2 separate regions of the Homo sapiens genome follow, and region 2 is linked to region 1. The links are chromatin loops, found by intact Hi-C in ENCODE. Cell type or tissue: spleen. All regions are shown on one strand. Each heading gives the region's core, and the rest is flanking DNA. Links, peaks and the distances in the headings are about the cores only.

Region 1 (12,167 bases), core at 5,086-7,585:
TTTATGTATTCATCACATCTACCCTGTGAGGGTGGGAAGGGAAGGCTTCATCATTTCCATTAGCAGATGAGAAAACCAAGGCTTAGTGAGGTTAAATAACTCCAAGATCTCCCAGTAAAGAGAAGGAAGGATCTAAACAAGAAGCTAGGCCTTTTAACTCCGAGTTTAGTACCCTTTCCACTCCACATAGTCCCAATTTAACTCAGAAACAGAAATGCTATAAGAAATCTCCAGCATTTCTTTCCTGAAAGAGTTTATGAACTGCGTTTGGTCAAAGGTTAGCATGTCTATTTATGAAGCTTCTTTAGTTCTGGTTGGTTAATGACATTTAATCGCACGTTCCTTGCAGTGGGCCAGGATAATGGAGAGAGATGCACAGGGGTCAACTAACAACATGCAATTTGATAAAATTCCAAGGCTTTTATGGAGCACAACTGATCCATTATATAAGATTTCATAAGCCAAAGGTAAAATTAAAGTGAGAAAAACTGCCTAAAAATGTCAGGTAGGTGTAGTAGACCATGCAGTTACCTTTTTCTCAGGCAGTTTCAGAAACTGATAACTTAGCAAGATTGGAAACTTTATGTGCAAATGTTGGATGTATAAAATAAGTCAGTAATCAGAGTCGCCAGTGTTCCTTCTCATAAGCTGGTATCTTTGATATCTCCAGTGAGTCAGATAATGAGTCTTTGTAGGACTCACCAGGAACTTCCCTCTGACTCTTCATGGTGCTGAGGTTGCTATCCCTAAAGTGCTGTAGAGTTACGGTAGCAGTTAATTTATGCTGTGTAACAAACCAATCCCCAAAATGTACTGATTAAAATAATCATTGATTGGCTTATGATTCTGTAAGTTGGCCCTTTGGGCTGTACTCATATGGGCAGTTCTGCTGGTCTGACCCAGGCTTACTCATGTGGTTGCAATCCGCTTGAGGGCAGGATGGGTGGCCGTGGCCTGCTTCCACATCTTCTTTTCCTCTAAGAGGCTAGTTCAAGCTTGCTTGCATAGTTTCCAAGCAGCAATTCTGAACCCCAATGTGCACGTGTTTCAAATGTCTCTTTGCATCACATTTGCTAATGTCCCATTGACAAATGCAGGTCACAGGACCAAATGGCAATGGGAGGAAATTCAAAGAAATTGTGGCTTTTCATTTCTTTTTTTTTCCCCCCTTGCAAATCTACTGCAGTCTTTTCAGGTCCATCAAAAATCTCATCTTATTATGGCAGCAGACTTGATGGCCATGATTTCATTCTCCAAATCAGGTCCAACTGCAGATGAGGTTTCACTCTTCAAGTGCAACTCCTCTTGATCTGGAAACCTATAAACTAAAAAGACAAGTTATTGCCATCCCCTCTCCCCACTTATAAATACCTTCCTTCAATGTGATATAGGGAAAGGATGAGCCAAACCAACACTCTCATTTATAGAGAGGAGGCAAAGAGAAGTCACTGGGTCATAGCAATTCTGAAATTTAACTAGGTACATGTTGCCAAGACCCCCTTGCCTGGAGGCAGCAAATGTTCTTGATTAGGATATGGTTCTACTGCCTGGGAGTAGTTCACAGTCCATTGTCTTATATGAGTTCCTGTGACAAAATATAAGATACATTAGAAAAGGGCTTAACACTTAGATAATACATAAGTCACAGATAGTTAATACTAAATGTTTATTCTGCAGACACATAGTATTCTAGAAGGTTACAGGTATAGGGCAGATTAGGATTTGATACCATGTTTGTAATCTCTCTACTGGATGAGGCAACCTAAAATGTGTGAACGCTTTCCATCCTGAGCTTTTGATTACAACCTGGTAGGTTTGGCCTGTATAGTTTGGTGCATGACTTTGGTTTTCAACAATATAGTATCTTCATACTGCAAAAAGGGCTAATTAAATGATCCTTATATTTTCAGTTGTAGTAAGATGCCCTAATACAGTGGCTGTCAGGGATACACCTTCCCTTAAGGGCCACTTGGAAATATGGGGGAGACATTTTGATTTTCACAGTGTTTGAGGGCTGTAATTGCCATCAGTTAGGTAAGTGTCAAGGATTCTCTATGTACTGCAATGTGCTGGATGATCTTGCACAGTGAATAATTGATGCATGATTGCCATGACTTTTAGATGTCCCAGAAGACAGCAATGTAGGTGAAAAACCTGTCTGCAATTATCTAAGCTTAAAGCCTAACTCGATTTTTATATAAACACAGACTATCTTGGGTACAGTTTAAATATATACTGAATTTTCCATGAGTGCAACTACCATGTGAGTGGAGGGAAGATTATACTTTGCTTTGTTGGGAACTTAACCAAGTGTTGTTAGCCACTTCAGAAAATTGTATCACTGGCAACGATATTGCTTGGGGCACTTGAGCTGCCAACACTGCACCTCTGTCTGTTGGCATTTTTAGCTGTTGCAATCATAGTAACTCTACATAGAGGCACAAACATCTGACTTCTTCATTCTGTCTTCTAATGAAGCCATGTCTGAGCTTCTCCATATTGATATGTTATTTTATTATACATTATGTTCCTTTTATTTCTTATTTAAATTACAGTTATGGCATTATATTGATTTTTAAAACATTATGTTTGAAGGTAAGATATATCATCTGTGATTTTAATCTCAAGATAATAAAGAAGGTATTGTACAATATGTGCTCTAAAAGGGGACATTAGGTCTGATAGGGTTTAGAAGCACTGCCCTAATACAAGCTTATCAGGATAGAATTTTTTCAGAGGCCGGAGGAGTGCAGGTTAAACATGAGCAAGACTAAACCATTACATGAACTCATGCCCAGGGTCATTGGTAAAAGAAAGATGGATTCGATATTGGAAAATAGATTCTGTATCTTATATGCTTAAAAACCAGATAAGACTGACAGGTTTTGACAGCACACTAATAAAGAATGTGATTTTCTTTTTCATGACTTTAGAAAAACATTTGCTTATTAGTTTTTATTTTGACATGTGCTAGAATTTATCTACGTATTTATGACTTCCTCAGATTATTCCAGTCAATGGCCTTGGGTTCCGAACATATGGAAACACTGTCCTATGCTCAGTGCCTCACGCTCCAGCTCTGGGCTTAGGCTTGGTTGGGAGGGTTGAATGGTGGTGTTGTCCCAGATGCCGATTCTCAACCTCTTGCTTCCAACCAGAAGAAGCTGCAATTCCCAGATGTCCTCTCCCAGCATTCGGACAGATGGCCCAGAAAATGTAACTCTGGCTCTGAAACTGGCTTGCCTCCAGTCCCAGCCAACATCTTGTTTCCTTGGTTTGACCCACAGTTTGGCCGTATCAACTCTACTGAGGCTTGCCTTTACCAAACTATAGCCTCCTGGGCATGTTGGTGTCACCTACTCCAAAAAGGGCGACTTGAATAAATCCTCAAAGGAGACTGATGGTCAGTGATATCCCTCATTTAGACAGAAAGTAGGAATTTGCTTATTATTTAGTCCCAGAATAATTTGTTTATCTCAGTTTGTGGAAATGAACCTTAAACAATCTGGATTTCCAAACACTTCCCTAGAATGAAGAGTTCAATCATGATGGATGGCAACTTTTTCCTCACCACAAAAAGAAGCTGGTCAATCTGCTCACCCAGCTCCTTTTCATCAGTGTGTCTCCAATGGGAACATTTCACTCGCTGCTACTTCCATACTCACCCAGGCCTAGCAAGCTGTTAATCTTTTGTAGATAGTAAATCAGCTATTTTACTTTTTTGACACCTTCCTTTTCCATCACTGCAGCACTGATACAGGCCATAAACTAACCGGTTGGCATTTTAAAAGAGCCCTTCTTTCTTCCACCCTAAATTATGTTTTTTGGTAGATGGATGTATCTTACTTGATTATGGAAGTTTTCTTTTTCAAAACTTGGTCAGGCATGCTCAGTAGGTCTATTGTAACCCATTGTTAGCCCAGCACTCTCTCTACCACTTCAAGATGAGCCAAATGATGTTTTCAAAGCCATGGGAATATTTAGACTTAAAAACATGCCTTTCTTTTGGGATGAAGAGACAATACTCCTAACCATTGTTGGAAGTATTATGGCAAAGTATTAAAGAAATGCTTCGAGGCATGGTTCTATTCAAAGCAATATACAAAGAGGGGTTCCTGAGCTTAAATGCCTGTTGGTGTCACTTTGCTTGAAGGGGACCTGCCCCAGACAGGCAAAGGAGAGATCCTCAGCAGCCATATCTTACTGAGGGGGTTTCACCTCTGTCACTAGCCGATTGACACAGCGGTGAACACCTGTTCTGAGCTGAGCAAATCAGATTCTCTCTGGAATCTCCAATTTGGAATTTTGAACCAAGACTCACAAAGATGGGATTACTCGGAGCTGAAGCACATCAAAGGCAGCACTCTAGAGAGAAAGTCCACGGATTCCTGCTGCTGAGGTTTCAGCCAGCAGACTTGGCTGTTCCCCTCATCCCCAGATTTGGGAGCTGCCTCTGCGTCCTTTCAATAAGTTACCTTTTTAACTTAACTTAGCCAGACTGTTTCTAACACTTGGAACCAAAAGAATGTTAACTAACATGCAGACAATGGCAGAGAATACCAATGTAGCAAAATGTCTGCCACGCTTAATGATAAGGGAATGAAGACAGACACTCAGTATAGAATGGGGCAGTGTTTTCATCATGGGCATCTTGGTGACCTTGGTTTTCAAATTAAAAAGTAGGCAACATGATCTGATAGATATGAGTATGCTTATGGAGGAAATAACATATTTGAAAGAAGTGTCTAGAAATACATAAGATGTTTGGTTACTCTCTATGTAAGTGTATGTACAGGACAGAAAATCACAATAGGGCATAGAGAGGAGAGGAATGATAGAGGACTCAACAAGCCACTCTAAAACAAAAACAAAATGAAACAAAAGCCCACTTTGCTTCACCCTGAAATGGCTCTGCCTTCTGGTAACGCCAGATTCAACTTTCTCTCAGGAGGAAAGCAGGAACAGCATATTAATGAGGTTTCAACTTTACATTCTTATGATCAGTGAGAACAGCCTAATATTCTCTTGATCACACTGAGTCACCTTCCTGTGCTATTTGTTTGTTTTAAATGCAGCAAAAGCTGCTTTGTCTGCAGTTCTGGAGGTCACTGGCTCCTGGGGAGAGAGGACAGGAAAACTGAAGGAGACTTTTTGCTATGTACTGCTTGGAAGGGTGCCTTTTCAGATGTGAAGGGCAGTTTGGCTTCCTAAACCTAATTATATGGAGTTGTTTCTAGGAGAATGCAGCTGCCCTACTCTACTGGCCACCTGAAAGAGTTAATGTTTCCCCCAAGTCTAGACTCAAGACAACAGAGTGCTGATGTGTACTTGGATGCCATGGCCATATTTATGATTTGCCAGATGATCCATTTGGCTTTGTAAGTTTAATGTTTTCAGGTTGATAGGTGATAATTTTGGTTGGATTTATGCATCCAATAATCAACTGGGAAATAATTCTGATTCAATAAGATACATTATACAGCAGCTCTATATCAGTAAGTAACATCTCTGGATTGCTGTATACTACTAGGAAATTGAAATTTTTTCAAGAAAACTACATCAGATTTTTGGGATGGTACCATATATTTATTTCAGACTAAAAAACTATTGCCGATAATATAAGCTGGCTAACTCAATTTAGTTTGTAGAAATGTAGTTATTTTGAGGTCTAATTAATGGATATCTTTGCTAAAATCTGAAGTGAAATGAAGATGTTCACAGACTTTGATTGAATAAAGGATAAACCAATAAAAGCAAAAGTACTATTCAATATTTCACTAGTATTCTGGCTGGTTGTAGTTTACATAATTTGAAGAAAGCAAGCAGCCACAGTTGCAGCTACAGCCAGTTAACTGTAGCTGTTAACTTTGTAATCATTGGTGTGGGAAGAAATGATTTTAGCCACAATAGGTCCTTTACCACCCCACTTTGGTAGACACTACAGTGAAATCTTGACCAGAACCCACAGCCTCTTGATTCTCTGCAAAAAACCTTATTGAATTCAGAACTGCCTCTTCCCTGAATAGAAACCATCACTGCTGGGTTGCCACAACAGTGCCAGTGACATTTTCAGAGAAATATACAAGCAGATTCAAGTTTTCAAAGATCTATATATCCTTTTCTGCTTCGATATCTTTAAACTTGCACAATAGCAAATCCATGCAGGAGGATGCACTTTAGAATTCATACGATATTAACAGTTATCAAGCACTTATTATATGGCAAACACTTTTTAGGAGGCTTGCATGTGTTAAGTCATTTAATCCTCAAGGTGGCCCCACTAAGTGGATGCAATTATTATCATTATCCCCATTTTACAGATGAGAGGATAACTAACTGGTCTAGATCTCATAAACAGAGGCAGAGCTGGGCTTCAACCCTGCATTTTGTGGCTGGGTAGGCACTTCTAAGTGCAGCACTACACTTGACTGCATGTTTTGCCCTCAAAACTATTACCGTTGATAAAGATGAACACGTTCTGAATTTTCATGTGTGCTTGAATTTCATAGCAAGTATCTATTAACAGGCTCTCCAGGGAAAGCAGATATGTTAGGAGCCTTGGAACTGGCCAAGAAACAGAGCATGTTTCTCTGAATGTCTCCCACCACTATTCTCTTGTCTTACTGATGTTTTATTAGCAGTTTTCTGTTTACATTCTTTTGTCAAACAGTATCTTCCCTCTCATAGTAAACTGCACAGATCTCAAGTGTACGGTTTGATGAATTTTGACAAATATATGACCCTGTAAATCAATATTCCAATTAAGTTATAGAACATTGCCATCACCCTAGAAAATTCTTACCCTGGAAAGTTCTCTTCAAGGTCTATAGCCCCTCCTCTTCAGGAAATCACTGCTCTGATTTCTACCTTCATATGTTAATTTCCCCTGTTACTGAACACACAGTATGTCATTCTGGGGAGTCTAGCGTCTTTCACTTAACAGAGTGTTTTTGAGATTCATTCATGTTGTTGCATCTATCAGTAGTTCCTTCTTTTTATTGCTATGTGGTATTCCATTGCATGAAAATGCCACAATTTCTTTATCTATCCTTTTGTTGATGGTTAATTTTGTTATTTTTAAATTAATAAGTGAAGCAGTAATGAACATTCTTGTTTAAATCTTTTCATGGATAAATGTTTTCATTTCTTGTAGGTAAATATCTAAGTGTGGAATTGCTGGATTATGAGGTAGGTATATTGTGAACATTGTAAAACATTCAAGTAGTTTTCCAAAGTGATTGCATCAATTCACAATCCCATTAGCCATGTATGAAAGATCCAGTTGCTCCATGTTATCTCCCACACTTGGTATTGTTAATACTTTTATTTTTCAGTTATTCTAATGGGTGTGTGGGTATTCTCATTGTAGTTTTGATTTGCATTTCCTTGTTGATTAATAATCTTGACAATCTTTTCATGAGTTTATTAACCATTTGTATATCCCTTATTGTGAAGTATTTATTTAAGTATTTTGCCCATTTTAAAACTTTGGTTGTTTTACTTTAAAATTATTGATTTGTAGGAGTAACTTATCTATCAGGGACACATGTTTTTTGTCAATGCTTCTCAGAATGGGTTTCTTAGGAAGCAGATGGAGAGGCAAATGTATGAGAAGTATTAGGGAGTGCTCTTGGGATCAACATCCGTAGGAAAAAGGAAGATTGTTAAAGGGAGAAACTGGCCACCTGTGTAGTCACAACATAGGAAATTCTGAACCTGGTGGGCCTTCAGAATTTTCCTAAGTTGCAGTGCAGGACCAAACATTTACACTCCTGAGTCAGTAAGATATTAGATGTGGACTACCCCCAAAAGGAGGTGTGACATCTTCAGCCTAGGCAATTCTTGAAGAGAGTTGTCAACTGAGAGCTGTCAGCCAACAATTTTCTAAGCAGCTCATTACATAATCCTCTAGTCTCAGAGAGGGGTCTCGGTGATGCAACATGCACTCATGATGGTTAGATACATGTATTGCAAATATTTCTCCAAGTTTATTATTCAGATTTCATTTTCTTTATAGTGTCTTTTGATAAGCAGAATTTAAAAATTGTATCCAGTTTATTAGTTTATCAATTTTTTTCCTTTAGAATTAGGTCTTCTCACATTTTAAGACAACTTTGCCTATCACAAGGTCACAAAGATATTTTCCTGTGTCTTCTTTTAGGGACTTTATAGTATAGCTTTTAAGTTTAAGTGTGCAATCCATCTTGAGTTAATTTTTGGGAATGTAAGGTATTCATCATGGTCCTTCTTTTTCCCATATGGATATCCAAATGTTCCAGCACCATTTGTTATTGATCTATTAGTCTATTCTGATACCAGTATTACATTCTCTTAATCACTGTGGCTTTATTGACAATATTGCAATTAGGTAGTGTATGCCTGCCAGATTTGGTTACCCTTTTCAAGATTGTTTAGTACCTTTGATGCTTGAACAACATGGATTTAAACTGCACAGGTACACCTAAACATGAATTTGTTTTCAATAAATACATTGAAAATTTTTTTGGAGATTTGTGACAATTTGAAAAAACTTACAAAAGAACCACGTAGCCTAGAAATACCCCCCAAATTAAGAAAAAGTTAGATATGTCATGAAGGCATAAAACATACATAGATACTAACCTATTTTATCCTTTACTACCATAAAATACACATAGATCTTTTCTAGAAAGTTAGAATTTATCAAAACTTATGCATATAAGCATTTACAGATCATAGATGGTGCCACTCACAGTCCAGAGAAATGTACACAAATGTAAAGATGCAGTATTGAATCACAACTACATAAAATTCACTGTTGTACATATTGTACTACTGTCATAATTTCATAGCTACCTCCTGTTGCTATTTCCATGAGCTCAAATGTTGCAAGTATCTGCTTAAAATGCCATGTGATGCTAATCATCTCCACATGAGCAGTTTGTCTCTTCAGTATATTGCAAATTGCAGTGGAAAGTGATTTCTCTCAGTTCTTGCATATTTTTCAATGAGTTAAGTGCAACAGCATAGACCTTGAGTAACACCATGGGACCCATACAAAGTGCCACTAGTGATGCTGGAAGCACTCCCAAGAAGCAGAGAAAAATTATCACACTACAATAGAAAGTCGAATTGCTTGATATGTACCATAGATTGAGGTCTGCAGCTATGGTCACCCACTATTTCAGACAGACAATCAATCCTGTAAACAGACAATGCAAACTTACAGTATCAATAAATACCATGTGTACTGTAAATGTATTACCTCTTCCTTATGATTTTCTTAATAGCATTTTTTCTCTAGCTTACTTTATTGTAAGAATACAGTTTCTTATAGTACATATAACAAACAAAATAAGTGTTAATTGACTATTATCAGTAAGGCTTCCAGTTAGTAGTTAAATTTTTTGAGAGTCAAAAGTTATATGCAAATTTTTAAGTGCATGGGGGTTGGTGCCCCTAACCCTCATGTTGCACAAGGGTCAAGTGTTCTAAGTTGTTTAGTATTCATCGTACATTTTAGTATCAGCATGTCAATTTCTACAAAAGGATATGCCAGTATTTTGTTGGAATTGTATTGAATTTACAGATCATTTGAGGAAAATGGCAGGCAGAATAATTTTTCCCTTCCCCTCACCCCCTGCCAAAGACGTTCATATTCTAATCCTTGGAACTTGTAAATAAGTTAGGCTATGTGGCAAAGGGAAATTAAGGTTGCAGATGTAGTTAAGTTTGCCACCCAATTAACCTTAAAATAGGGAGGCTATCCCGGCTTATCTGGATGGGGCCAGTGTGATCACAGCAGTCCTTAGCTATGGAAAAGGGGTGCAGAAAAAGAAGTCAGAATGATGCAATACAAAAAAAACTTGACATGCTGTTGTTGACGTTTCAAAACAGAGGAAGAGGCCATGAGCCAAGGAGAGTGGGTGGCCTCTAGAAGATGGAAAAGACAAGGAAATGGATTCTTCCCCAGAGCCTCCAGAAGGAATAGAGTCTTGACACCTTTATGTTAGCCCAGTGAGACCCACATCTGACTCCCTGATCTACCGAGCTGTAAAATAAGGAGTTTGTATTATTTCAACTGACTAAACTTTTGGTAAATTATTAAACAACCATAAGAAACTACTACAAGGGATAATTGATATCTTCACAATATTGAATCTTTCAATCTGTGAAAATGGTATGGCTCTCCATTTATTTAGATTTTCTTTCTCTCACCAATGTTTTATAGTCGTCAGTCTAGCAAACGTGTATCTGTCATTAAATTTATTCCTAGGTATTTTATGTTTCTTGATTGCTACTATCCATCATTTAAAAAATGTTATCTTCCAGTTGTTTGTTGCTGACTTCGCTTGTGAGACCTAGAAGAGTTTTGTAGATTCTTTTGCATTTTCTAGGTATATAATCATATCATTTGTGAATAAAGAGTTTTACTTATTCGTTCCCAATATTTATGCATTTTATTTTATTCTCTTGCCATGTTGTAGTATTGGCTGGGACTTCCAGTGCAATGCTGAATGCAAGTGATAAGAACAAACTGTTTTTTGTTATTTCTGAACTTAGAAGGATAGTATCCAAAATTTCACTATTAAGTCTTTTGTAGCCATAGAGTTTTCATGTCAGATTATTAAAGTTTCCTTCTATTTATATTTCCGGAGAGATTTTACTACAAAGGAGTTGAATTTTGTTAAATTATTGTTCTATATCTATGAAGAAGGTTACATGGTGATTCTCCTTTATTCTGTTAATGTGATGAACTTTTTTTTTTTTTTTGAGACAGAGTCTTGGTCTGTCGCCCAGGCTGGAGTGCAGTAGTGAGATCACGGCTCACTGCAGCCTTGAACTCCTGGGCTCAAGTGTTCCTCCTGCCTCAGCATCCCGAGTAGCTGAGACTACAGGTGTGTGCCACCATGCTCAGCTAATTTTAAATTATTTGTAGAGATAGGATCTCCCTATGTTGCCCAAGCTGATCTCAAACTCCTGGGCTCAAGCAACCCTCCTGCCTTGGCCTCCAAAAGTGCTGGGAGTACAGGCATGAACCACCACACCTCACGACGAGTTACACTTTTACATTAAATTGACCTTGAATCCCTGGGATAAACCCCACTTGGTTGTGCTGTATTACCCTATGTGCACATTGCTAGAGTTATAGTGTTAATATTTTGTTAAAACTTACTTCTCTGTTACTTCTTTTCTTGTAATGTACTTGCCAGTTTTGGTTTTAGGGTTATTCTGGCTTCACAACAAAGTTGGGAAGTATTGTTTTCTCATCTATTTTCTGAAAGGACTTATGTAAGATTGGCATTATTTCCCCTTTAAAGATATAATTTACCAGTTAAGCCATCTGGGCCTTGAGTTTTCTTTATGGGAAGGACCTGAATCCTGCTAAAAACTGCATGAGTTTGGAAGTAAATTCTTCTCCAGTCAAGTCTTTAGCTGAGACAGCAGCCATGGCTAACACCTTAATTGCTGCTTTGTGACACCCTGGAGCAGAGGCCAGCTATGTCATGCCCACACTGCTGACCCACAGAAACTGTGAGATAATAACTATATATTGTTTTAAATAGCTATATTTTTGGCAAAGTTATTATACAATAGTAGTTAACTAATACACTCCCTTAGCCCTACTTTTGTTTTATTCCATGCATTTTGATATGTTGTTGTGTCATTTTAATTTCATGAACATTTTCTCATTTCCCTTTGATTCTTCTTTGACTTATGGGTTATTCAGAAGTTAGTGTTAGTTTCCAAATACTGTAGATTTTTCATGTATCAATTTTTATTATTGATTTCTAACTTAATTCTATTTTGATCATAGAAAATACTCTGTATTATTTCAATCCTTTAAATGTACTGCCATGGTCTATCTTCCATGTGTACTAGAAATGAAAGTGTATTTTGTAGTTGTTGGATGAAAATATATAAATGTGATTTCCAGTTTTAGTTCTGACGTGTTAACAGCCTGAATCATCACTCTCATCCTTACAGCAAGAAGAAGCTGGAAAACTGAAAATCAATGACTCTTATTGGACACATCAGAGAACTGAGGTTATAGGGCAACCCTTCTCCCCAAAATCTGGGAGACAGGTTCATCCAGAGAAACATAGCCAAGAGCTTCTTACCTGAAGCAGAAGGTACTCAAGCCATAAAGTAGACAGAACCTTTACACAGTAAATTTGATAAATTTT
Region 2 (12,167 bases), core at 5,254-7,753, 290 kb after region 1:
TTTTATGGCTGCATAGTATTCCATGGTGTATATGTACCACATTTTCTTTATCCAGTCTATCATTGATGGGCATTTGGGTTGATTCCATGTCTTTGCTATTGTGAATAGTGCTGCAGTGAACATACACGCACATGTGTCTTTATAATGGAATGATTTATATTCCTTTGGGTATATACCAAGCAATGGGATTGCAGGGTTGAATGGTATTCTGTTTTTAGGTCTTTGAGAAATCACCACACTGTCTTCCACAATGGTTGAACTAATTTACACTCCCACTAACAGTGTATAAGCATTCCTTATTCTCCACAACCTCAACAACATCTGTTATTTTTTGACTTTTTAATAATAGCCATTCTGACTGGTGTGAGATGGCAACATTTTTTTAGGACACAGAAGCAGTAACTGATTTGGGGAAAACGATAAATTAGACTTGGCCAAAAAGAAGGGCACTGTTTATTAGGTTGTAATCAGGTTATAGGAGAACCAATAGAGATGGTGCCAGAACAGAGCTGGTAACAGCAGAGGGCAAGGAGAGGCTACCACAACCTAGAAGGAGAGACTTTTGCAGCACACATGGTTGTGATCTTCAGAATGTGATCTGGTCAAGGTTGCGTCAGCCAGCCTGAGGCAATCCAGTAGGAAGAGAGCCAGGGAAATAAACAGTCTAACAGCATTCTCCTCCATCTCTCCCATTTCTCACCAGGTTTCTCTCTTGGCAGAATCCAACCAGAAGCCAAAGGAAAGGAAGCCGGTTGATATGATTGCAGGAGACACTGTAGGGACCCCACACACATCACCTTGACATTTAGAGTCTCATGTTATATTTGCCAAAATCACCTTTTAGCATTTTTATTACATGATTACATAGGAACTGCCAACAGGTTCATTCCAGTAGTTCCTATAGACACATGTTCAGATCCCTGTTGACTCAGCTTCCTAGATCCTTCAGTCTTCTCATGCTTCTCATTGTAAGTATAGGGATTCCAGAAAGCATACTGTCTTGGACAGGATATATACACGGTGCCTAGTAGACTCCCTTCTAAGAAAGCTCTTGAGTGACTTCCACACTTCTTGCCTGCTGCTGAAGACTTCCTTATCCCTCATTACCATGCGTTTTTATCATTGATCTCCTTATCCTAGGAATATCCAGAGTGGAATTAAGCAGGCAGATATCTATGTTTGCCAACAAGGTTTTAGAGGGATTGTCAAGCACACGTGTTGCCCTGGAATTTTAACTGACTGACTAAACTAAAATTTGGATGTGAGAGAGTGTAAGACAGCCAGGTAACTAGTAGCATTTAGAGAAGACAGCAGTTAAATTGCCAACGTATTAGAGCACTGGAGTAAGATTAGACGCTAACTTCTGAAGAGATTAATACAAAATAGATTTGCTAAATCTCAAACTTTTTTTTTTTTTTCTTGAGACAGAGTCTAGCTCTGTTGCCCAGGCTGGAGTGCAGTGGCATGATCTCAGCTCACTGGAACTTCCGCCTCCTGGCTTCAAGCTATTCTTCTGCCTCAACCTCCTGAGTAACTGGGACTACAGGCATGCACCACCATGCCTGGCTAATTTTTTGTATGTTTAGTAGAGATAGGGTTTTACCATGTTGGCCTGGCTGGTCTTGAACTCCTGACCTCAAGTGATTCACCCGCCTCAGCCTCCCACACTGCTGGGATTACAGGCATGAGCCACAGCACCTGGCCCTCAACTGTTTCTTGAATCAATTTTCAATTTTTCATGAGACTTGCTGAGACTTTCTGATATATCCTGATAAACCTGAGGAGACCAGAAACTATCTCAGTTCCTTGTAACCTTAAAAAGCCCAGTTTTTTCTTTCAGTTAAGTGACAAGGCATTTTTAAAAAGGGAAACTTACTGCATCACACAATTGAACGGTCTTGAAGTATTCCACCAAAGTTTGACCTGGCAATTCAATGATATCACCAAGGACTTTTCTCACTGTCTATCCTTTCTGCCATCTGCAGTGTTGGCTTCATTTCCAAGTTCCAAATAGATGCTCTCCTCTTGTGGCAGCAGTTTCAGCCCTTACAATTTTACAATCCACTGTTTGGAGGGGTAGAGAATAAATTTCTGATAGTTTCTGAACTAGTCTTGAGATGCACTCTCATCAAACCAATTTAGGTCACATTCCCCATCCATGAATCAATCTCAGAGGCTAGGAACATTGAAGGAGCTAATTTGTCAATATTCCACACCTGAAGCTAAATGTGGGCTCAGCTTTTATAAAAGTATATGGGTACCCAAAGATGTTGGTGGCTGTAGAGAACGAGATAGAGAATGGATGCTTAGAAACAACACATATGTCCATATGTATTCAGTTCTTAGCCTAAATAGCTACCCAAAAACAGACCTCTGCAAGCATTGTTTTATTGAGCCCTGGCATTCCACTATTAGAAAGTAAGCCTTGGCCCTCCACTAACATGTTAAGATGATACTTTCAGACATAATCATCATTCCTGGGCAGATTTGAGGAAGGGTGAAAGCATGAGAGCTTGGCTACCTAAGAAGAAGAAACCACCAGAAAAGGAAGTGAAGAAAAAGAGAATTGGGAGGTTAATGGCAAATGTATCTCATTAAAAAATTTGCCAAGTGTGGGCTGGGCATCCTGGTTCACGCCTGTAATCCCAGAATTTTGGGAGGCTGAGGTGGGAGGATCGCTTGAGTTCAGGAGTTTGAGACCAGTCTGGGCAACCTGGTGAAACCCCATCTCTACAGAAAATCAGCCAGGCATGGTGGCTCATGCCTACAGTCCCAGCTACTGGGGAGGCTGAGGTGAGAGGATTGCTTGAGCCCAGGAGGTCCAGGCTGCAATGAACTGTGTTTGTGCCACTGCACTCCAGCCTGAGTGACAGAGCAAGACTCTGCCCCTACAACCTCCCCCAAAAAATTGCCAAGTGGATACTTCCCACTGCCAATAATAAGTTGTCCCTGGGCTGAACTGAGCAGGCTGAGAATGTCCATTTGCTATCCCTGGCCTAAGAATGGCTTCAGGACTTCTCAGACGACTCCAGTTACCTGAGACATTTTCGTTTAAATTCTGGTGGGCCACTCCAAGGAAGGAACATAAATCTAATCCAGGAATTCTCTCTTTAATAAATTGAAATTAAAAAGATCTGTAATCAGCCATCCTCTTTCAACTTCCTACTAAATCACACAGATATACACATATTGTTAAAGGTATTCTATTCTTGCTAGGGCCAAAATTTATACAGAAAAGATGCTTCATGAAATAACCCTGAATTTTCCCTAATGTATGAATTTAGAGTTAGGAGCATTCTAAGGTGTCAATTAGGCACGTTCATCCATAGTTCATACCTACCCTGCCTCCCATTCCTCCTCCCCACAACCCTACTGAACGCCCAGGAGCTATCTGGATCAAAGCAAGCTTATAGAACTCAAATTGGATAAGACAGTAAACCATCGGAGCAGAAAAGCAAGGGTGTTGACTTATTCCTCTACTATAAAAATAAGAAAGTTAATGAGACACTTCAAAATTAGAATAAGTAAAGAATGTATTTTTAAGAATTAAGTGGCCGGGCGCGGTGGCTCACGCCTGTAATCTGAGCACTTTGTGAGGCCGAGGCGGGTGGATCACGAGGTCAGGAGATGGAGACCATCCTGCCTAACACGGTGAAACCCCGTCTCTACTAAAAATACAAAAAAAAAAAAAAAAAAGAAAGAAAAAAAAAAGAAAATTAGCCGGGCGTGGTGGCGGGCACCTATAGTCCCAGCTACTAGGGGGGCTGAGGCAGGAGAATGGCGTGGACCTGGGAGGCGGAGCTTGCGGTGAGCCGAGATCGTTCCACTACACTCCAGCCTGGGCGACAGAGCGAGACTCCGTCTCAAAAGAACAAAAACAAAAACAAAAAAGAATTAGGCAAGCAATTCGTTTGGGCTGTTGGCATATTAATCTTTAAAAATTTTAAAGTAAAGCCTCTACCTATTCACAGCAAGAAGAGACTTTCTTATAATTTTTAAAATATATGTTTCAACAAATTAAATGTCCATATACAAAAAAACACTTCATAACTGCTACCATATATAAAATATAACTCAAAATGGATTGTAGACCTAAATATAAAATCTAAAATTATAAAATATCTGGAAACAAACATAGAAGAAAGTATTTGTGACCTTTGGTTGGCAAGGATTTCTTGGATAAGATACCAAAAGCACAATCCATAAAAGAACAAATTTGACTCCATTAAAATTTAAAACTTCTGCTTTTCAAAAGACACAGTTAAAAGAATGAACACACAAGCCACAGACTGGGAGAAAATATTCATAAATCATATATCTGATAGAAAACCTGTATTCTGAATATATAAAGAACTCTCAAAACTCAGTAATAAGAAAATAACACATTTTTTAAATGGGCAAAAGAAATGAACAGACATTTCACCAGAGAAGATATTTATACAGAAAAGATGGTTCATGAATAACCCTGAAGATTCTCTAATGTACCAATTCAGAGTTAGATACGGATGACATTTAAGCATATAGAAATATCCTCAGCATAATTAGTAATTAGTCACTAGGAAAATGCTAATTAAAGCTCCTATGAGTTACCACTTTACACCTATTTAGAATGATTAAAATGACTGACCATATCAAGTGTCGGTGAGGATGTAGAGGAACAAAACGCTCATAGAATGCCGTGTGAATGTAAAATAGTTGAACTGTGGAAAAAGTTTCTTATAAAGTTAAACATATACCTACCATATAATCCAATCATTCCATTCTTAATTTACCCAAGCACAGGGAAAGCATATGTTCCCACAAAGACTTTTCTGCAGATACAGCAGCTTTGTTTATAATAGCTAAAAACTGGAAACAACACATGTCTCCATCCACAGGTGAATGAATAAATAAAGTGTGGTATGCCATTACAATAGCATACTACTTAGCAATAAAAAGGAATGAACTATTGATACCTAAAGCAATGTGGATAATTCTTAAAATAATTATGCAGAGTAAAAGAAGCCAGTCCCCTCCCCAAAAAGAACATATAAAATGAGTCCATTTATATAAAATTTTATAAAATTGAAATTAATCTACCCTGACGGAAACTAGATCAGTGGTTACCTGGCAGAATGTTGGGTGAGGGAAGGTCTCCGGATCGGGAGGGAAGTAAATGAGGATGGGATTACAAAGGGACACAAAGAGAAAACTTTTAGGGGTTATAACTATGTTCCCTATCTTGACTGTGATGAAAGTTTAAAAGGCATATATATATGTCAACACTTATGCAATTGTACACTTTAAATATGTGCAATTTATTGTTAGTCAATTATACTTCTATAAAATATTAAATAAATGAAATTTAAGTATATATTTTTTGAAAATATCCAGCCATGTTGTAATTTGACAATATTTCCTGAATGTTCCCAAGCACTGAAGCTATTCTTTAAGAAGATATGAAATGTAACTCCTAACCTTCAAAGGCTTTCAGAGTTCGGAGGGCTCAAATTTTGGACTTGTGGGACTGGAGCTGTGTGTGTGTAGATTTAGGATATAGAAGTTTAGAGCTCAGGACAGATTTTTGATCTGAAAATATAGACATTAGAGTTACAGGGATACAGAGTTAATGAAATAACTTGCATGAAAGATATGCCTAGAAATAGATTCTAGATTGAGAAGTGGAAAGAACTGAGGACAGACACTAGAAACACCAACATTCAAGAGGCAGGAGAGGGAAGATAAGCCAGTCTGAGACTGAAAAGAAATAAGCGGAAAGTTTGGATGGGAACTCAGAGCAGCAGCACAAGGAGTAGAGCATTCTCAAAAGGAGGACAGTGTCAAATGACTCAGGAGGGATGCCAAAGATAAGGAGTGAACAGTGTCAATCGAATTTAGCAATTATGTCTCCAGTGGCCTTGGTGAGAGCACTTTTTGTGTCACTGCATTGAGGAAGCCAAACACTGGTACACTAATATTCTTGCTTTGCATGTTGGTTATTGTAAAGGAAGCAGAAAAGAAACAGTTGGATATTTGAATTATTCCTTCTCAGACAGGACATTACAGCACACCAGAGCATTGAAAAGATGATGTTCATGTGTCTAGACTTCTGTCTCTCAATTCTCTGCTCTCTTTTCCCCCATGTGAACACAATCATAGTCTCCTAATTTTGATCAAAATGCATGGCAGTCATCGCTCCATTATCCTCTTTCTCCTTCACTCAAGTCCCTGAGCCCCTTATTCCTTTCCAGTTCCACCTCTCCCCTTCAAGTTGCCAGAAAGAGTGGTCCCTGTCCACCACTTCCACTTCTTTACACTCTTTCCTCTCCTGTCATCTTCATGCACCCAGGAATCTGGTCCTGATAGGAGGGGGAAGTTTAGAGTGCTAGAACAGGAAGGGCCTAGAGTATGATCACCAGGCTTCTTAGCCAGATGCTATTAATTTCCCCAATGAGAATGACACTAAAATATCTCTGAAATATTTGCTCCTTTATGTCCATGGCTGCAGATGCAGTTCATTCGCTCTTTGATATAATGACCTACCTGGTCCCCTCCCCTGAGATGGCCCTTACAGCCATCTTACACCTGCTCACAGCTGCAGGCATTTGGCTGCTTTCTGTAGGCCATGGCTGTTCTGCCTGTGGCTTATTGGGAAAAGAGAATGCTGGTGGAAGCGTTTTGGATTTGGATTTGAGTAGCTCTCTCTTTCAGTGAACTAGGCTTTGAGGAGTGTTGCTAGTGTGGTTTTCATCTTATGTTCTGGTCCTAGCAACTAGGCTTCTTTCTTTCTCCCTGCCTTGTACTAGAATTCTTGAAACATAATCCCCTTCTCTGCTTCCTATTCCTCAGTGCCTGATTTGTTACCTGGCTACATCAGACAGGAATTCCAATTGGCTGCTTGTAACCAAAGTAGGAAATAACAGTGGTTTAAATAAAAGTTTTTCTGTCACATAAAAAGCATCCAAAGTAGATAGTCCCAGACTGTTCAATGGCTCCTCAGTAGTCAGAGACCAAGATGGGTTCTTACTGGAACACCAGCCTTAGCACTGGTTTCTATTTTCTCCCTCCCTTCCTTCCTTCCTTCCTTCCTTCCTCCCTTCCTCCCATTCTTTCCTTTCTTTCTCTCCCTCCCTCTTTCTTTCTTTCTCTCTTGTCAGGGTCTCGCTCTGTCACCCAGGCTGGAGTGTAGTGCTGCAATCACAGCTCATTATAGCCTCGAAGTCCTGCAAGCAATCCTCTTGCCTCAGCCTCCTGAGTGGCTAGGACCAGAGGTGCACACCACCATACCCAACTAATTAATTTAACTTTTTGTAACCTGGCCTCAAGTGATCCTCCTGCCTCAGTCTCCCAAAGCACTGGGATTACAGGTGTAAGCCACCACTCCTGGCCTTTGTTTTCATTTTCAAGCTTGCCTCCTGGCCCAAATTGTCTGTTGAAGCTCCAGCCATCAGGGTTGTCTTCCAAGGAAAAAACTGGAGAAAGGGGGAAAGCAGGCAAAAGGCATAAAGCAGTCATTTGTCCTCTTTTTACAGAACGTTCCAGAGATTTCCATCTAGAAACTTACACTTGTATTTCATTGGCTAAAAATTAGTCATATGGCCAAACTTTGCTGTGCTAACAGAATGAAACCAGGGTTCTAAGTAAAAAGGAAACAGTAGATTTTGGGTGGGGAACTAGCAGCCTCTAACAGAATTATTCAGCTTAGAAACTTGCCATTTTCATTATATCCTCCTTCTTTCCCTGAACCAGTGTCCTGTCTTATCTCTCTGACTTGATATCTCCTGATAGATTTCTCTACATCTGCCTGCCTGCTGACCACTCACCTGGGCCTCCAAACACAGTCTGCTTCAAATGTTTCTATTGCTATGTTTATCGACATAATTGTTCAATTGCTTGATTTCTCCTTATTGACCTTCCAGGCTGTTGACACCAGGCTCAGATTACTTTGTCTATTAATTCCTGGTAAACAGTACTTTCTAGTACTGCCAAAGATGCTTACAGTTCCCCTGGGGAGGGGGAGATAAGCATATTACACAAGAGGTAAGTGTGGAAAAGGGGCCAGGACAATTAGTCATTAGTTCATCTGGTTGAAACACATCTACTCCTGGGCAAGAGCTCCTTACCCTGCTTGAACTGCAGCATCTTCCTCTCTTCTCCTCCCTTGTCTATTCAGTCATGATTTCTAGAATACGCCCTGTACTTAAGATTTTCATTCTCAACTTGATAACTGGATTGCAACCTTCATACATTTCTCCTCTTGGTAGACTTCTTGCCTCAGAATCATTTTCTGACTGTAAGTCTTCAGTCTTCAAAGTCCTCTTGAAATTATGTTTTCTTGACTTTCTCCTTCACTTGGTCTATCAGACACCTATTTTCATTAGTAGCATTTCCAGGCTTTACCCTGAGACTGACGATAAACAAGTTTGTTTACTTCTAGTGGTTCGTTAGAGCAGGCTTGTATTGGCTTGGGAGAGCTGTTTGTTAAAAACAAAATAATTATAAAAATATAACTTGTTAAAGTGTTGGTAGCTTGAAATTAGCCATGGTGGGAGTATGTACCACATGGAAATTGGCAAACACTATTAATCAGGGCTTTCTTTTTTCCCGAAAGGGTGTCTACCAGCACGCCATTGCTTGTTTCACCCCGTCATTACCCCCTGAATGCGCGCGCACGCACACACACACACACACACCCACACGACACTTCTCATCCCAGATCCTTATCTCTTCAGCCTACCTTAGCCTCCAGCTTACAGATAACCCTTCCACACTCAGCTATAGCCAGTGATTCAACATTTCATAATGGAATATATATTTTGAAAATACATCCTGGACCCTAAAGACTTTTCCAAGACTGCTGACCACGCTATTTGAGAACTGCTAATGTAGTCCATCTGTCTGCCTTCAGAACACATGTAATCATATGGAGGAATCATTTGCTGGGGAAAAACCTACATCCTGGTATTTCAGTAGAAGGAATTTATTGATCAACATCAGAGATGACTCATCACAGAATATTAACTTCTGTGAAGTTAATATTGGGTGAAAGATGACCAATTAATGATTACAGGTATTTCAGAAAGCCTGGTGCAAGCTGTGCAATAATCAAGCTGCATGAGCCAACCAAAACGTCAAGATGCTTTGCCTTTGACAGGAATTGTATCAATTCACATCATGCCATTACCTCTTATTGATCAGGACCTCCGTTCCACGTGTCTTCGATTAATAACAATGAAAAATGAATTAATTATTACTTATAATTACAGTATTTTAGTAAACAAAATCATTCAACTCATGGAAGAAAAATAATAAAAAAGATTATGAAAGCCTGGGAACCACTAGACTATGCCAATTTTTGATTACATTAAGAAGCTAATATTTCTTTGTTTAAAAACATGTAGCGGTTGCTAATATTATAGACTAGAGCACATGCTGTGGAGGCAGACTAATTGGGTCGTATTAGAACTTTGCCACTTAGCCCTGTGATTTGGGGCAAATTGCTTAATCTCTCTGTGCCTTAGTTTTCTCATCTGTAAAGTGGAAATAAAAGCATCTATCTCACACGATGACTGTGAAATTAAAATGAAAAAACACATTAAATGCTCAGAACGGTGGTTAGCATGTAGTAAATAATTAATGAACATTTGCTCTCATCTTCATCCTTGATATTATTTTTGAAGCAGTTTTATTGTACCAGGAACTGTGCTATAGGCTGTACATGCAATCTCCTCTAACCTTATCATTAAGCCCATTTTATGAGTAAGGAAACTGACCCTCAATAGAAATGATGTAACTTTTCCACGGTCTTGGGCTAGTAAGTGTGAAAGAGGTTGGCTCAATATCTTTTAGGAGATTTCATTTAAATGGTAGAAAGATGTAAAACCACAGCTTGCATTGGAATTCAAGCCATCCTGATATTTAATATTCTACTGGGAAATTCTTACCTCATAGTCAACTGAACCCGTGCATGTGGTAGCATAAACTATTCTCGTTCTGTCTTCAGCGGAGACAGAAGAGCTCACTCATAAACATCCCTGTGTTTTCGCTTGAACTGTTATTAAGTTGCCCTCCTGACTTGTCTTCTGCAGGTTTTACAAACACACAGCTCCCATAGGCCTTCCCCATGAATCCTATTTGTTAGCCACAGAATAATCTCCACAAAAGTATTTTCACTTTCTCTAACAGTAATTTTTAACTTAGACTTTAAATCTAAAGTTCATTACTAGCGTAAGTAGAGCACAATATCCTTTGGCTGAACTGGCTTCATTTATGAAGAAGCTGAATATAAAGATCCTTTCTGTCTTGGACTTTCTTATTCCACCTTCTTATTTAAAAGCTGCTGCCTACAATGCACCACAATGTATATAATAAGTATTTTAATAAGTATTTTTTTAAGTTTCAAGTTGCATGTCATTTTGTGTCACAGGGGTGAGTCTAGACTCACATTTAGTTGTGCAATCAGGAAGACAAATGACAGTGGGAATATTTTTAAAAAACACCTATTATATCACTATCCATTCATTCACTTTTTCTGGGCCAGTCACTGTGCTAGACACCAGGACCAAAGAACACAGTCCCTGCTCAGGGAGCGCATAAGTCCCACAAAGGAGGCCAATATACAGTTACCTAGTTATTGTGATAGAGCAATGCACAGGAATCAATAGGAACATGCGGAAAGGAGCAGCGAAGAGACCCTGGAATGTAGAGGTAATATAGTCTGATCAAGAATGCTAGGGAGCCAGTCAGAAGCCCTGGCTCTAATCCCACTTTTACAATTAATTATTATGCCATCTGTTAATGGCTGAATTGTGCCATCCCAAAAAAGATCTGTTGGAGTTCTAACCCCTAGTACTTCAGAATGACCTTATTTGGAGATAGGGTCTTTAAAATGAGGTCCTTGGGGTGGGCCCTAATTCAATATAACTGATGTCCTATGAAAAGGGGGAAATTTGGACATAGAGACAGACATATGTAGAGGGAAGATGATGTGAACAGACACAGGGAGAACATGGGCATCTGTAAGCTATGAGAGACCTTTCCTTCACAGTTCTCAGAACAAACCAACCCTGCCCGTATTTTCAGCCTCCAGAACTGTGAGACAACTTTCAGCCTCCAGAACTGTAAGACAATATATTCCTATTGTTTAAGCCACTCAGTTTGTGGGTTTTTATTACAACATCCCTAGCAAACTAATATGCCATCTCAGTGTCACAAGCATATCCCAAGCTTCAGATACCACACTAGGCAAGGCCAGTCCCACATTTGGGAAAATTTGGGCAAAAGCACTCAGAGCACGACTAACCAGAAACATGCCTGCATCTGCCTGCAGCTTGTTCTTATGCTGTGACCCAGATGAATTCAAAGGTTTCTCTTTAAATACTGAATTTGAGTCTATGACAAGACCCATTAAACCTCCCCAGTGTGACATCCAGAAACAACACCAGTAGTCCTTTGCTTATAAGGTAAATAATATATACTATTGTAGATAATTTTAGAGTACAAGCTAAATTCAATAAAAATAAACTTTGTGTTAAATAACAGATCAACATGACATTACTTAAAACAAATGGTTAATAAACATGCAAGATTTTCTATCTCACTGGTAATCAGATTTGAGAAAAAAACTGCTCTTGGCAAACGGAAGATGCTAATACAGTTCACCATTGAACACTGTGAGGGTTAGAAGTGTTGACCCCCATGCAGTCAAAAATCTGAGTATAACTTTTGACTCCGAAAAACTTAACTATTAATAGCCTACTATTAACTGTAGGGCTTACTAATAACGTAAACAGTAGATTAGTTGGTTATATGTATTATATACTGTATTTTTACAATAAAGGCAGAGAAAAAATGTTATTAAAAATTATTATAAGAGAAAAAATATTTTTTATTCACTAAGTGGAAGTGGATCACCATAAAGGTCTTCATCCTTACTGTCTTCATATTGAGTTGATTGAGGAGGAGGAGGAAGAGGAGGGCTGGTCTTGCTGTCAGGGGTGACAGAGGCAGAATAGGTGGAGGAAGTGAAAGAAGAGGCAGAAGAGGCAGGCACATTAGATGTAAATGTTATTGAAAAAAATCCACATGTAAGTGGACCCGCACAGTTCAAATCCATGTTGCTCAAGGATCATCTGTACACATCAGAGAACAAATGCATGCATCCTGAATGAGTGATAGCCTGTTCACTT

What was found. A loop is a pair of places that touch in the nucleus more often than their neighbours do. Peaks named below come from ENCODE experiments on the same cell type or tissue, not always from the same donor. Only the 100,000 strongest peaks of a DNase experiment are listed, where the experiment ranks them.
Region 2: a loop joins it to region 1, with 2.3 times the contacts of the local background. A loop is called at or near these places in 3 of 110 quality-filtered maps.

What each region holds. Positions count from the first base shown.
Region 1 is chr2:199,998,590-200,010,756 of GRCh38, forward strand. LOC124906112 (a long non-coding RNA gene) reads right to left here. Exons shown (of 3, transcript XR_007088012.1): 2 at 12,102-12,167. It overlaps LOC124907962 (a long non-coding RNA gene), which reads left to right and starts at 7,058. Exons shown (of 2, transcript XR_007088035.1): 1 at 7,058-7,188; 2 at 11,968-12,167. RefSeq lists a silencer at 11,396-11,553. In spleen, for the core only: no CTCF peak of the experiment used is centred there; no DNase peak of the experiment used is centred there; H3K27ac peaks cover 384 bases.
Region 2 is chr2:200,288,262-200,300,428 of GRCh38, forward strand. No RefSeq gene overlaps it. Among named protein-coding and RNA genes, the nearest start is that of SPATS2L, 12 kb to the right of the region's middle. In spleen, for the core only: no CTCF peak of the experiment used is centred there; no DNase peak of the experiment used is centred there.